Linked DNA regions of Homo sapiens: region 2 is linked to region 1. Evidence: read pairs that join two places in POLR2A ChIA-PET (ENCODE). Cell type or tissue: MCF 10A. All regions are shown on one strand.

What was found. Peaks named below come from ENCODE experiments on the same cell type or tissue, not always from the same donor. Only the 100,000 strongest peaks of a DNase experiment are listed, where the experiment ranks them.
Region 2: POLR2A ChIA-PET joins it to region 1 with 16 read pairs; 3 of 35 experiments call an interaction of 5 or more read pairs at or near these places.

What each region holds. Positions count from the first base shown.
Region 1 is chr10:4,343,552-4,346,051 of GRCh38, reverse strand. No RefSeq gene overlaps it. Among named protein-coding and RNA genes, the nearest start is that of LINC00703, 39 kb to the left of the region's middle. RefSeq lists an enhancer at 774-1,973. In MCF 10A, no CTCF peak of the experiment used is centred here; a DNase peak (open chromatin) is centred at 1,301.
Region 2 is chr10:3,887,032-3,889,531 of GRCh38, reverse strand. No RefSeq gene overlaps it. Among named protein-coding and RNA genes, the nearest start is that of LINC02660, 24 kb to the left of the region's middle. In MCF 10A, no CTCF peak of the experiment used is centred here; a DNase peak (open chromatin) is centred at 1,501.

The sequences.
Region 1 (2,500 bases):
TTGTGAAATGGAAGTCAACTGGGAGTGCTCTTAGTCATCACAGCTCCACTTGGAGAAGAATCCACTGTTAAGTTCATGAATTTACGTTAAACCCTGGTCAACCCAGGTAGTGTAACAATCAACACAGACTTCCATGTTCTGGCAAGGGACAGTCAGTGAGAAAATTTTACATACTGGCAAACCAGCAGCAAAAATAATCAAAATATCAGGCAGGGAAGAAAAAAAAAAACGTAAACATGTACGAAGAAAACTTCAGCTGTGAAAGAAATACGATATTTAAGTTGACTAAAATCTTTCCTTTTTCCTTTAATTCATAAACTTCACCATTTTTGCCCCTCCCTCCCTCACTGCCTTCCTTCCTTCCTTCCTTTCTTTCTTCCTTCCTCCCTTCCTTCTTCCTTTCTTTCTTTTTTTGGACATTTACATATTATTAGATTTGTTCAGGTTTTGATCATTACTGGAAGATGAGAAATTCTTGCCTCCAAGCCCAAATAATGCTAACCCTTATTCTCTGGACATTTGACAGCAGAATTTCCTTATCCTGACACTGAAACAAAGATTCTATTTCTCAGCATTGAAAGGTCTGCCTACAACTCATCTGTTCATTGGTTGATGGATGGACTGATTTGTTCTTACCTGGAACTGATTATTTAGTAACTAAACTACACACATACAAACACACACACACAACAAATGCACATACATACAAACAAAAATTAAAAAACCACACACACTTAAACACATACAACACACATGCATACATAACACACACAAATATACACACACGTATCTGGGAGGTCCCAACCTTCCAGGGGGAAACTGTCTCATGCTGCTTAAAGCTTCCACAGGCCGCACCTGCTGTTCCAATTTGCCCCTCTCTCCAGTGGTTTGAAAGGTAAGCTGCAAATAAATGAGCACTATGTATAGCTGACCTTGCTTAGAGTGGCATTTTAATGCATTTGACTACACCTGCCTCTAATTTCAGTGTTGATATTTTAATGCAATCCAACAAATTTCTAGGAGTGAATTTGCAAAATTTAAGCAAGTATTGCAAGATGAGCTGGGAACAAGCAGGTGCTCTTCTGTAAAAATATACATGGGGCCGCTGCCGGCACTGATTTCCTTAGCATGTTATCAAATGCCCTGCTGTAGCAACAGTCTTTTTCTGTTTTCTTCTGATGCTTAACTGGAGGATGATTCAATCGTAGACCAAGAAACCGTGGTTGAATTACAACATTCAAAACAGCCCGTGTGTAATGGCTCAGAGCTCCTCTGGATGGATCTTGCATCTCTAAGCTAAATGCAAGTTCACAGATTCCTAAAAATACCCCCTGATGTGAGTCATCCTGTTCCAAAGAGCTCTGAAGAATGTTTTCCACAGAAGTGGCGAGGCACAGCCCCAGGGTGTGGAGCTCTCGTCTGAGTTATGTAGGCAACTTGCGTCAGCCACATACTATGTTATAGTCTCCATATTCCCTGGCGCTGAGCGTGGATAGCTGGAATGATCTGTTGAAATACAAACCTCTGCAGCAGCTTCAACTCTGCCTCCCATGCAACTTCCCCAAACAAAATGGATCTGTGTCAAAGGAGAGGTGCGCAGGTCACTCAAGGTGTGCTTTCTATCAAAGGGTTTTTTTCAAGAAAGAAACCCAAAGCCAGAAATAAACATGGTAGCCTTGGGCTTTAAGGAAAAAACAAAACAGACAAACAAACAGACAAAAAAAAAACCTGTCTTTCTTAAAGCTTCCCCATTTTCAGACTCTCACACTGAAAGTTGAGAGATAGTTTTGCCTCCTCCGTGAGGTGGGTGGAGGGTGCTGTGAGAGAGGGAATCTCAAGCTGGCCCAGATCAGCTGTGGAATAGATGCACTGAGAAGATGCTGAGGTTTCCACATAGATGCCCCCTTCTGTCACAAGTGCAGACTCTGAAGACGCAGTTGGCCTGGGCCCCATTGCTCTGCTGTCTCCAGGAGTCATTAGTGGCACTTTATCAGAGGATCCTGGATGAAAGGAGAAATCAAATCATTTTCTAAGAGTGGGACTTCAGGCATGTGAGCCTGTGTTTTAAGAGAGAATAACTCTTTTAATGCTCCGGAAACTGCACAGCTGGAAGACTGCGGCTCAATGTACACATGTGGATAGCACAGTTGCCTTGGGTCTTTCTTCAAAATAATAGGATATAAATTATACACGAGGAAAACAAGAGAGGGTTGGTGCTGATTATCAGCTTGGACAATCAATCATACACTTTAAATTTGAAAATAAAATATTTAGGGGCACATGGCTTCATTGACTCTAATAAAAGTGTTTTATCCTCTGATTCTCACAGAAAATCTCTAGAATCTTGCTCTTTTAAGAATTCATTATTCCCTTGTTTCCAAATAGGAGCTTACCAACTATACAATAATTTTTTAAAAACAATTTAAAAGTCATATGTAATTTAGAAATTTGTCAGATTACTACCTCGTAGTCTAAGCAGCAGTTACAAGGTTATCTAGAG
Region 2 (2,500 bases), 460 kb after region 1:
CTTCAGTTGAGACCACTAATACTGTAGTGATGTTTTTAACCTTCCACAGCTTCAGTAAGGTCATCTCTGGGTACAGAAGTAAAAAGAAATTGTTTTTCCGATTTCAGTTAGTTCGAAATAACTGCTTCAATTGAGGCCACTAATACTGTAGTGATTTTTTTTTTATCTTCCACAGCTTAAGTAAGGTCAGCTCTGGGTACAGAAGTAAAAAGGAAATTTTTTTCTGGGCACAGTGGCTCACACCTATAATCCCAGGACTTTGGGCGGCTTTGGGAGGCCAAAGTGGGAGAATCACTTGAGCCCAGGAGTTCCAGCCTGGGCAACACAGCGAAACACTATCTCTACAAAAAAACATAAAATAAAATAAAGCTAGTTGGCCGGGTGTGGTGGCTCACACCTGTAATCCCAGCACTTTGGGAGGCTGTGGTGGGTGGATCACGCAGTCAGAAGTTCGAGACCAGCCTGGCCAACATAGTGAATCCCTGTCTCTACTACAAATACAAAAAATTAGCCAGGCATGGTGGGGTGCACCTATAGTCCCAGCTACTCAGGAGGCTGAGGCAGGAGAATCGCTTGAACCCAGGAGGGTAGAGGTTGTAGTGAACCGAGATCTCACCACTGCACTCCAGCCTGGGCAACAGAGCAAGACTCCATCTCAAAAATAAATAAATAAAATAAATAAAGTTAGTCGCACATGGTGGTGTGTGTCTGTGGTCCCAGCTACTTGGTAGGCTGAGGTAGGAGGCTCGCCTGAGCCTGGAGAGTTCAAGGCTACAGTGAGCCATGATCGCACCACTGCACCTCAGCCTGGATGACAGAGTGAGACCCTGTCTCAGGAAAAAAAAAAAAAAAGAAAGAAACAAACAAACAAAAGAAAATTTGGATATTTGCTCCTGATGTAAAAAAGAAACTCAGCATTTCAGATTGCAAATATACATTTATAATTGCAAAAATAATACAAAGGAATAATTTTAGGGAAAAATACAATACATATATGTATATATGAGACCAAAGGGAACGCCTCTGGTCTTATGTCTGGGTAACTATGACATGAAGATAAGTGGCCTCCAAAACAGCTCTCTGCCCTGTGCTCTGACTCAATCATTCATTTAAGTTACACGAGTTTATGGAGAGATCAATGTGCCAGGCCCAATGATAAGCACAGCACAGAAGCTACAAACCAGGCCTTCAGGACCTTGTCCTCCGGGGGCTGTCCTCAGCTCCCTGTCTGACCCCTGCAGGTAAGGATCTCCTGATTTGGTTAATTCCTTGAGGAATGTCCCCTGAGGTTAAGAACAATGTGTATCCTCAGTGAGTAGCAGAGTGCCTTTGTACACAATGCCCATGTGATGAATTAGGTGAGTTAATAACATGAGGGGCTGGAACGAAGGAGGAACGGAATGCCTTGAGAAGTTTTAGAAAACTAGTTTGTGTCTGGGGCACCCTAAGCCTTGGAGGAAGCTGTGACTCAGTCCCAGAGCAGCGGTGATAGTAACTAACCCCAGACACTGACGTGCCAGGCTCCGTTTTGCCAGGAAATTCCCCTTAGTGAGAAGGACGGGTTTGTTCTCATTTATGGCTTTCTCCACCTCTCTTGAATGAACAGGAGTCTCAGGAAATGTCTGGGAACCGGAGACTATGGAAAATAAAATTTTTAAAATGTGAAACACAGCAAAGTTTTTTTTTTCTTTGTTTTGAGACAGAGTCTCGCTCTGTCTCCCAGGCTGGGGTGCAGTGGCCTCATCTCACCTCACTGCAGCCTCCATCTCCCAGGTTCAAGCGATTCTCGTGCTTCAGCCTCCCAAGTAGCTGGGACTACAAGGCATGAACCACGATGCCCGGCTAATTTTCTGTATTTTTAGTAGAGATGCGGTTTCCACATGTTGGCTGGGCTGAGTCTTGAACTCCTGGCCCCAAGCCCACTTTGGCTTCCCAAAGTGCTGGGATTACAAGTGTGAGCCGCCGCACCTGCCCAGCTCACAGCAAAGCTTTTTGAGAATGTGATAATAATCTGGTAATAATGGCTCTTCACCAAGTAACTAAGGTATTTCACAGCTTTCCTGGCTTAACCAGTTAGGTTAAGGAAAAGAGAAGCCCCCAAGGTGAGGTGAGGCCTCCTGGAATTAGGGCTGGAATCCACTGATAAGTAAGGGTCTGAGTCTGCCTACCCAATTTTACATTCGCTGGTAAAGACTGGAGTCCTTTTATTCCCTAATTATGTGGCTCATGGATCATCTATTTAGATCTACATAGATCCTTCAGGATCTATTTTTATCTATCATCTGTTGCTGGAATTTGTTGTTAAATGAACTGACTGTACTTTATGTTTCATCACCCCTTGCACACACTCACAGGCGTCCATCTCTGCGCGGTTAATCTGAGCCAGGAGTTCCCTGTGACGTCAGTAATAACTGACCTATTTATCTGTGTCCCGGGCTGCTGATCTCAAAGTAGAGGTTTAAAGGAAAGAACACCAGAAATCATTACCTTCTTGCCTGTA